Regions from separate parts of the Mus musculus genome. Here region 2 is linked to region 1. A link is a loop called in an ENCODE intact Hi-C map of the cell type or tissue named here. Cell type or tissue: heart. All regions are shown on one strand.

What was found. Hi-C counts contacts between places; a loop is a spot of excess contacts. Peaks named below come from ENCODE experiments on the same cell type or tissue, not always from the same donor. Only the 100,000 strongest peaks of a DNase experiment are listed, where the experiment ranks them.
Region 2: it touches region 1 in a loop (1.8-fold over the local background); 2 of 42 quality-filtered maps call a loop at or near these places.

Annotation. Positions count from the first base shown.
Region 1 is chr1:92,104,887-92,109,886 of GRCm38, reverse strand. The region is part of intron 2 of Hdac4 (histone deacetylase 4); the gene reads left to right. Among named protein-coding and RNA genes, the nearest start is that of Hdac4, 73 kb to the left of the region's middle. In heart, no CTCF peak of the experiment used is centred here; no DNase peak of the experiment used is centred here.
Region 2 is chr1:92,031,279-92,036,278 of GRCm38, reverse strand. All of the region lies in intron 3 of Hdac4 (histone deacetylase 4), which reads left to right. Among named protein-coding and RNA genes, the nearest start is that of Hdac4, 150 kb to the left of the region's middle. In heart, no CTCF peak of the experiment used is centred here; DNase peaks (open chromatin) are centred at 1,908 and 2,618; H3K27ac peaks cover 312 bases.

The DNA of each region.
Region 1 (5,000 bases):
AAGCAATAAGGAGTGCTCTATTCTCTGTCCTGAATGGTGTGGAAGTGAGGTTTGCCGAGTGAGGTTTGCTGCTGTGGCATCCATCAGCGCTCACACAGATCTGCAGACTACCAACAAGAATACGAACTGCCAAGGTGGTGATGGCGTCTATAGGAAAGTACCAGGCCCACCTGCTTGACCTGGGCCTTGTGGTTGAACTGTAGGGGCCTCAGCGTGTGTACTTGACTGAGCTGTGTGTGTCGCTAAGGAGGTCTTAGGTTCCAAAGGGTTTTGTATGTTCTTCTGAATATGGTTTTGTTAACTTTAGAATATCACCAGATAAAGTCCTATTCTTCTTGAAAAGTAAGTGTCTGTGTTTTGTGGTTGCTAATCTCTTGTCACATGGACCATTTTCCTTTAGAATTTTAGTGGCACTGGAGTGACAGCTTGATTGAAGGCTTCTAACCCCAGGACTCTGGCAAAGTGGCCTTGCCATCTGTGTAGTTTGCTGTTGGTCCCAGGTCCCTGGAAAACAGCATGTCTTTTGAAGAATAACAAGACCTAAACACTGTGTTTTGCCGGCTGAGTTTGCAGGATGGTCTTGGGTGTGCTGAATTCTACCTATTGTCCTTATGGGTATTCAGGGTTAAATAGGACCCACACTGTTCATCTGCTGCCTCAGATTAATAATTCAAGTATCACTGTACCACCAAGCTGGTGTCATTTCATACCTGTGACATGCTCCTTGTAGTCAGGGCTTATTTTATGTGGTCCTTCAAGTAGGGAATAAAAGTTATCAGCAACAAGTTTTGCTCCTGTGTGACACACACGCACACGCACACAGAAGCAGCATTGTAGCTGAGGGCTTGTTTGAGTTTTCTGTCTTCATTTTATACATAAGGCTAAACTACTGGTTGGGGTCCACTGATGTAGATGTAGATAGGACGCTGGAAATGCAGCCACAGTTCATTTCTAGAGTACCTGCTGGTCTTTCAAGTTTATAGGTAGGACCTGATACGGGACCTAGAAGCTAGTCTTTGGGACAGGGCTGGGAGAGATAAGTGGACAAGATGATGCCTTGACTGCCACTCAGTGACTGTGCCTACACAGAACAGGCTGAGGCTGGGGGAAGACAAAATAGTGCTGTGCTCTTTACTAGCAGTCTTGCAGCAAGGGCTTGCTTGGAGCAGAGCCATGTCTGCACACTGTCACCAAGTTACTTGATTTCTTCTACTTTGTAGCTGGAAAGAGGGAAATACCTGCTGAGAACCGTGGGACACTGGGAATGCTACCTCCTGAATTCTCCTCCTTTGTGGGAGAAGCTGCTCCTGTCCATACCTGCTTCTGCCTAAGCCATGGTGGGTGAGGAAGAATGGCGGCTCTCTTTAACCAGCTCTGCTCTTCTTTCCTAGCTTGGCAGACCTTATGATTGGCCTAGGAAGATTACTTAGCCACTTTGATTTGAGAAGCCAGATGAGGTTGCTGCTAATTTTGCTTTGCTTTTGACTTTGAAGTGAACTTGTTCAAACTTCCATGGAAGCCTCTGCTGCTTCCTTTGGCTGACACTGGTCTAGGTTTTGACCACTGCATGTCTATCACACACTCTCTTTGGGCAAACTCTTGTCCAAGCAGAATTCAGGTTTTGGGTTCCAGCCTCAGGATCCAATAGGAATGAAGGGAAGCTGGAGTTCGGGGTGTTTACTGGCTGATTTGGCAGTGGTGATTTTTGGCTAGGGTGTCACTCTTGACTCCTCAGTGAAAGACTGAGAGGCCTAGGAAAGGCTGGTGCCCTCAGGCTTAGACACACCCTCCTTGATGTTAGTAGTTTTGTAAGGCTTCTAATGGATGTCCAGTAAACACATCCAGGAGCATGGTGGCAGCTGAAGATGCCTTTCTTGCTTTGCGTCACAAAGAAATAAGTCAGTACTTGGGAGGTTGAAGCAGGAGCATCACTGTGAATTCAGGGCCAGCTCAGATTAAAAAAACAAACAAACAAAAACAAACAAACAAACAAACAAAGAAGCATCAGGAATAGGGCAGCCTTGTGAAAGCCTGATGTAATCCAGCCTGTGTTCTTATCCCAGGCTCGCAGCTCCCTGTGGCAGGCAGGTAATGGTATGGGTTAGGTGTTGCACCCTACTCCAGTCCACTCTTGGAGGAGGAACAGTCCCTGTGGTAAGAAATATTTTCATCCTTTGATGGTGGCAGCTGTCACGTGAGACAATTGCCATATCAAGACTTGGGCTGAGGGGAGTTTCCCCTTTCCCAGAGGGGCCTGCAGCAGGTATTTGGAACAGGGAGGCTGACCTCTATGAAGTGACTGCTACCTGTTTCAAAGGCACTGTAGAAAGGCCTTAGTTCCCATCAGCAGACCTGGAAGGCAGGCTTTGAGGGCTGGGTGTTCTTAGCTGGAGCCGAGAAGAGGATCAGGGGTGTATCTTCTCAGATGGGATGGGTCAAAGAGGACTGAGCTTTTCTCTCCAAGGAGGGCTTGTGTGGACCCCTTGTAGGACTCTGCCATGAGGTAGCATGGGCACAAGTGCACATGGTGAGAAAAACGGACTTCTACACTAGTGAGATGGCTCAGGGGGGTAAAGGTACCTGCCACCAAGCCTGACTTGCCTGAGTTTAGTCTTCTGGGCCCACATAGTGGAAGGAGACAACTAACTCTAGGAAGTTGTCCTCTGTTCTCTACATGTGTGCTGTGACACATAGTTAGACACATGCATGCATGCATACACATTTAGGGAAAACAAAGTGCTTCCTATAGGCCTGCAATAAGTCTTTTAGAGAGAAGGGAAAGGAAGAAAGGAGCAAGCTGGGGAAATTGGTCCCTTTATTCTTATGCTCGTGGGGAGGTGGGAGTTGGAGGTGCATCCTTTCTGTGGTGGCTGTTTCCACTTCTGTTTCATGGTCCACAGGAAGACTCTACTCAGCTTCACTCCATTTGGGGAACAGAGTCAAGCACAGCTGGGAATATTTTTCTTACTCACAGAAGGAAGTACAGGGCCTGAGATATAAAGACAACTTTATAAAAGCAGAAGCCTTCTGGTCCTCCAGCCTGGGACTTTGTGGAATTTGAATGTGATTGTAGTTCTACTATCCATGAGGAAACCGCTAGCAGAGTGTTGCTGAGCTTTTCAAGGGAGGCTAATGTGACTGTAGAACTGAGTTCAGTTCATTTAGCCATCTGTGGCTAGTGGCTGCCCACAGAGCTGCTGTGGGGCAGCCAGGGCTAGAGTTGGCAGGTTCTTCATGTGCTTATTTGAGTGTAAGGACTTCATCCATTTGAAATTCCCAAATAGGGTGAAAACAATGATCCTGGGTCAACTGCAGTCATCATGGGTTCTGGGACCCTTCTTAGAGCCATATGAATGACAGCCCAAGCACCGCGTGTGCTTACTGTTCTGAGATCACTGAAACAATATAGAGCAGATAGAAATGTCTGGGTGGGCTTCAGCGGAGGCTGCACAGCAGACACTTATCACTTGTCTCACCTGCTTCTTCCTCATCTGCTGGATCCCCAGCTGTTTCTGCAGGCTGTCAGCCTGTGTCTCAGTGCTTGGACTAGGATGGTGTACCCTCTCATTTCTCATGGCAGACCAGGACAGGAAACTTCATGGCAGACCAGGACAGGAAACTGGCCCTGAAGTGAGTAACCTGGCTAGGCTTGGTGTGGTGTCTGGAAGTCAGCAGAGTCGGCAGAAGATGGGACCCACCCAAATGGCCTTTTCTACCAAGTCATGCCTCTTTGTGTGGGTGCTGTTGAGACTTGCTTGGCCCCTAAGTAGCTCTCAGCTACTGACATATTAACCATTACTATAAACTAGCATGTGTCACCTGTGCACCTGTAGTACCTGTTTCCTCCTTGTGCTGTTACACGTTTACATGCTGAGTGTGTGGTCACAAGAGGTGTCAGATCATTGGAGTATTCTGTTGAGTGTGAGGTAAACATCATTGACTTCATACTATTTGTATTAAGCATCCCAAAGTGTCCCTGTACTGAGGTGCTTTTGCTTGGCACTTGTCTTTCTGCAGCAGCTTTTCATGAGGAAAAGCCTAATAAATGAAAGGCCTGTAATACAGGGAGGCCCTTTACTTTAGTGTATGTTGACCTAGGGGAAAGCTCATGGTGTCGGGTACCATCCCATTCCTGAGTCTGAGGATCTGAAGCAAGAGGCCTGGTAGAAGAAGAGGACACTCCGGGTGTCCATTCTAAAGGAAAGTGCTGCACACTGTAAAGTGCAGCCAGGCTCTGAGTGATGCTTGTCATTAAAGTTTTTATCAGTGTCAGTGCCATTCTAGTGTCGGCCACAGGGCACCTGCAAAAGCTCTATACTGTGAGCCCAGATGCAGGAGCTTTTTTACCTGTGGCACATGTTCTGTCTGGAGCCTGAAGAAAGGTTGCTGAGGTGATGACCTCTGAGGGGTTGCAAAGACTTTGTAAGGAAATCCCCATAGTACACTTAGTCTTTGTCAAGTGATGGTGGTACTTGTGACAACTAGGATTGCTGGGACTCTAGAAGGTTACAGGGTAAGTAAAACTTGTCCCAAGTCTTCCTGGAGATGCAAAGGTTCCAGTGTGTAGCGGGGTTGGTCTCTGCCTGTGTTTTAGCCCCTGTGATGCCCAGAGGTCTGACCTCCTCGGATAAGCCGTGGCTTGTCAAAGGGGTCTGGCCCAGTCAGATGTGAAGCCTAGATTCAATCTGTCTCTTCTCTGGAGAGACCCAAATGTTTCTGTCTTGTTCCTGAACGTTTCATGAGTAGGCTTGCTTGGGGGATGGGGTGGGGTAACTCTGTCTCAGTCCCTAACATCTCTGTTGTGTGAAACACATTTTTTCCATCATGATTGCAACAGGGAAAAGAATACACCAGTGACTGATTTCAGGTAGGATGCTACCTTGAACTTAGTGTCCATGTCCCACAGCATGGCCTTGTGTGCCTGAGACCTTGGTGGTGTGTGCCTCTGTGGCAGTGTGATCTGACGGGACTGAGGGCTTGCAGCATGGCCTCGCCTTGAT
Region 2 (5,000 bases), 74 kb after region 1:
TCCTCCCACTCTTGCTCTCCCTACCCCCGTACAGGCAAATGTCAGTGAGAGGAAGCTATGGTTACATAGTTGAAATATCTATTATTTTTCCCTGGAGCTGAATGAGTTATTCTTTACTGAGGGGACCCTCAACTCTGGCGTGTTTCCTGAACAGTGCTGCTTTCATTCTGTGTCTGTGTGATGGCATGAAGTGGTGTCAGGGAAAGAAGAGTGACCCACGTAATGGAAATCAGGATCTGGGAGGGAGAGTTGGAGGCCTTTCCTGTAGGAGGGCTTTCTCCCAGCAGACCCGTCTTTCTCCTCTGAGCACTGAATGTGGGCTTTGTGTCCTCACTGACGTCATCAGCCCAATTGTATTGATAAGCTTTTCAAAGCACAGCCTATGGAGGAATTTTCAGCCCCTCCATAGAATATTCCTGAGCATACAGGCATTATTGTTCTGACGCTGTACTCTTTAAGAAGAGAGGATTTCGTTTTCTTCTCCTGGAGCCCTAGGTCAAAAGCACCAACAGCTTCTGTTGGGAACTTGTGGCATTTCCAGTGATTTCGATACAGAAATAGCACAAGTCATTCTTGTCATAACTGCCAATGCCATGCTCTCATGAGTGAATGGGGACCATGGCCTCAATCTCTGCAGCTGGCACTTGAGCAGGGCTACAGCCAGACTCCTGATGATGACTGTGGGAATGAGCAGGCCATGTTCTCAGGAGCCCATGACCAAGTCTCCTTGACTGTGTGGGTTCCAGGCCTCATTTTGTGTCTGCCAAGGTGGCCTTACTTGAGAGGAAGCAACAGCAGTGACAAGGTATGGATGTGAGTCACAGGTAACAGAGGGCCTTTGGTCTTCTGCTGTCTTCCACCTTCTGTAGCCAAGAGTGGACTTCTGATTGGTACTTCAGGATAAAGGCCGAGGCAGGCTTTCTGTCCTTCCCAACACTTATTGTGGCAAGGAAGTGCTTCTTGGAGCTCACTGGCAGGCAGACTTTATTGAGGGACCAGTGCTGGGACCTAGCACTGCCCTCTGCTCTCATGTAGAACAGTTGAGCCCAGGCCCACTGTGGACTTGAAGAGGGGTCTCAGTGAACTGTCACATGGGTCTTATTTGCTCTGTGGTGCTCGTGCTCTGGGAGTGATGCCTCTCTTCTTCAATCCTCCAGTGTAGGTACCCTCTGGAGAGCTGTAGTCCACACAGAGCCCAGAACAAACCCTGTCCTTGGCTGCTTCTTCAGCTGTTGGGCTCCTAGAAGTTAGGAAGTGGAGACTGGAAGCATGGGCACTGCCTGAGGGAAGAGTGGGCAGCAGTCTTAGGTGACACTCACTCACTTTTCAGTCCAGCTCACAAGTTTAGGGTACCTTAAAGTACCCAAGGTTACAGCTTCTTTTAAAGCTTTAAAAAGAATGCCTTAGGCATGAAAACATTAGTAAACTGAGCATACGGAATGAAGATGCAGCAGAACTCAACACAGGTAATAGCTCTGCCTCCCCCTGTCATCAGCTTTAGTTTGTTAAGATAAAGCTCTGTTCAGTGCATGGCAAGTACCTTCAGAGTGCCCCCCTGCTGTTCTTTATCAAAGTGTGCCCCATCAGTCACACATGTTGGCTCTTGTTCAGAGACCCCAATGACCCTTTTACTTTCCTTGGTAGGGGACTGGCCAGCTTGACCTGGAGGTCAGGAGCTATAGTGCTGGATTTGCAATGGGAAGTCTCAGTGCTGTACAGTTGGCTTCTGACTGAAAAGAGTTTCAGTTGTTACAACACTCACTTTAGTATCCTTTGGACCAAGCGTGATTGTGGTTTTCTTGTAACAGGCTCTAAGAAACAGGGAAGTGCTACTATGGAAACTGTTCCAGCTGGCTATATCTCTGCCCTATAACTGAGGAGGAGCAGCTGAGCAGCTTAGTCTTTCCACCGCTGGAGCTATACTGCCGGATTTGCAATGGGAAGTCCATCCCACCCCCCAGCTGCCCTCTGTACATCCTGCCCTGCCAGTCCCTAAGCATTCAGTACCCCCAGCTGTGCCTGTAGAGGCCAGAGGAAGGCATCGGATTTGGATTTCTTGAAGCTAGAAGTTATTGGCAGTTGTGAGCTGTTTACCGTGGGTGCTGTGAACTGAACTCTAGTCCTTAAGCAGCAAGTGCACTTAAACTCTGAGCCATTTCTCTAGCTCCAGTATCTATAAGTTTAATTTTTTTTCAAATCATATTTTTAATGATGGTTCTTAAATGCTTTAACCTCCCTTGTAACCCACCACTCACCATAGAAAGTGGAAAAGAAAAGATAAGGGGTAGGGAAGTGGACCTCTTTAAAAAGGTTCTTTGGAGCAACTCCTGTCTGTGTTGTCTGGAAATTGGCAGTTCGGTTCACAGGTTAGCAGGCAGTGGCAGCTCAATCCACTCTCACTTCAGATACACCAGTAATCCAGTTCGGTAGGTAGCAACACTGGTAACAGGACCTAGCAGACACAGCCAGGCCTTAGCCTGGGCTCGAGTCAGCAGAAGTGACTAGATGGAACAGCAGGAGAAGTTCTTGGCTGTGCCTCTCTCAGAGAAGGGAAGACACGAGACCCGCAAGCATTGCACAGCCGTACTAGCAAGCCCAGCCTGTCTCCATCACTCCATCGAGTACTAATTATACCCTCCAAACATCACATGTCTACCTTGTGCCTTGCTTCAGCATGTGCGTCTGTCTCAGCTGATATTACTCTGCCAATCAGCCTGAGTCCCTGGAAGTGGCAAGAAACTGCAGTACACCACCAGAAGATTTTTTTTTACTGTGATTCTCTCTATGGAGTCCTGACAAATGCAGCTCAACTATGCAATGTAAGATGGACCAATACATGCATGTTGTTAAAAAAGAATCCTTCGTCATGTGTGCTTTTGAGTACTTGCTTTAGCAGAACATCCTCTCCAGTATCTGCTTCAGTGAAATGTTCTTTCATGAGTCTGCCTTAGTCTTTCACCTGTGTCCACTTCAGGAAAACACTCCTTCATGTGTTTGCCCAGCAAAACACCATCCAGAACAACTGACTCTCCGTGAACCCTTAAGTTTCCACTTCAACTATCCCTGTGACCAGTATATGGGTTCACTGGCAGGGATGATTGGCCTGTCGTGTTCTTGAAGTTAACTCAGATGATCCTTTTAAAGGTTGTATACTTGATGTTGAAAGAGCTGCTAGGCATTCCTAATGGTATCCTCCTGTGAAAATTAGAGATGGGCAGATGGCATGCTCTTGTGGCCAGCATCTTTGATACAGCCTTGTTAATATGTAGATCATAAGTCATGTCAGCAAAATTATAGGAGTCACACCTGCCTCCTCTCCCAGGGTGAGGTAACACACAGAAAAAGACAGCTTGCAAGCTGTGAGGCCGTGCCATGGTTTCATTAATTCTTCATGAGTTTTTATTTAAGCCAAATTATCACTGTTTAACTAGACACTTAAGAATTTAAAGTTGTGTGATTGATTATAGGCTAATTATCACCCCTAATCAACTCATATTCTAAAATAAAGTGGCCACAGACTAAGCCCACCAGGGACCCTATGTGTCTCTACCTGAGAAAGGTGATGTAACTTACCCCAGGAAATCAAGGCACATTAAATAGCTTGAGACATTTAACCAAGAGAGTGGCAAGTTTAAGGATCGTATATGTGAGCTCAAAATAGGGGGACAGTTAAAACCCCAGCATGTAGCAGCAGCTGTTACCTACTGTGCCCCCTGAGGACTGAGGAAGGAGCTTACCCTGAGGTTCCTTCAGGAAGTCTTCCCCTTTCTAAACGGAGATGGCTCACTTTAATTCCTTACCCTGAAAACATGGAAATAATGTCGTTCTACAAAACTGGCCTGATAACTTTTTCATCTTGTTTCATTTTGTAATAAGAGGTTAAAAAGGCAAGGCAAGGAGAGTAATCCAGTCCTTATCCCTGTGTGTGAGAGAGCCCCTGCCCAGGGAGCAAGCAAAGCTCAAATAAAAGGCTTCTAATGAACCTTGCTTGAGCCAAGGTGTGGAAAGTAGAAACATCCCTTGCCTCACTGATGAGGAGGGCAGAAGCCTTGCTGATCCTACTATGTGTGGTAGGAGAGATTAGCTCATGGGCCACAGTGGGCTTCTGTTGGACATGAAGATCCAATTGCCTTTTTGGTTGCTTGGTGGCCCTATGGCTGGGCAGGCTGTTAGACCAAGGCCTACTTATTCCTTGGGCTCTGTCTGCTCCTACCCTTTGACAGTTTAGCTCTGGCAGATTCAGTGGAGACCAAAGGGCTAGGTCAGAAGTCAGTGTGCTGTCAGAACCTGTTGATGGGTACCAAGAGGATCTGTGTGGTGGCTCACACCTCCCTTCTGAGTCCTATGGACTCTCTGCAGGAGAGCTGTATCTTGAGGCCGAACACCAGGGTTCTGGTGTTAGAGTTCTCCCCAGCTTTACTCTATGGACAAAGCAGAGTCCTGGGGCCAGAGCTCTAGTCATTTGGTAACCTAGGCCAGCTTTGGGACTTGCTGGGTGGGAGTGGCAACGGGAATGCCAGGGACCACAAGCACAAGGTACCTTTCTTATTCAAGTCTATGTGCTCAGTATTGTCAGTTAGTTTACCCAGGAAGAAGGTTTAGGGGATCTCTTGGTTCAAGACTACCCTGTATCCGTGAGTAGAAGACCCTAAAGGCTTAGCCAGAAGCAGGGATACAGGATAGCCACATTTAGGTCTCTGATCAAAGTCAGGTTCCTAAGTTGCTGACCATCAGCACCTTATGGCCAGGGTCTGGTTCAGGCATATACCACCAGTGTTGTCCTTGAACTTCCTTCTAAACTTGAGTTCCTTCCAGTAGGCAACGTTCTTGCCTCCTTCCCTTGGATTCAGTGCTTATGTATAGGCAGATGAAGCACAGCAACCAGAGCAGTGTGGAGGGGCTTTCTGGAGGGAGGACATACAGGGCTCTTGCCCTAACCCAGTGAATGTCTGCATAGCCACCTGTTTCCAGGTGCTGTATAGTGAGCAGCCCTGCACTTT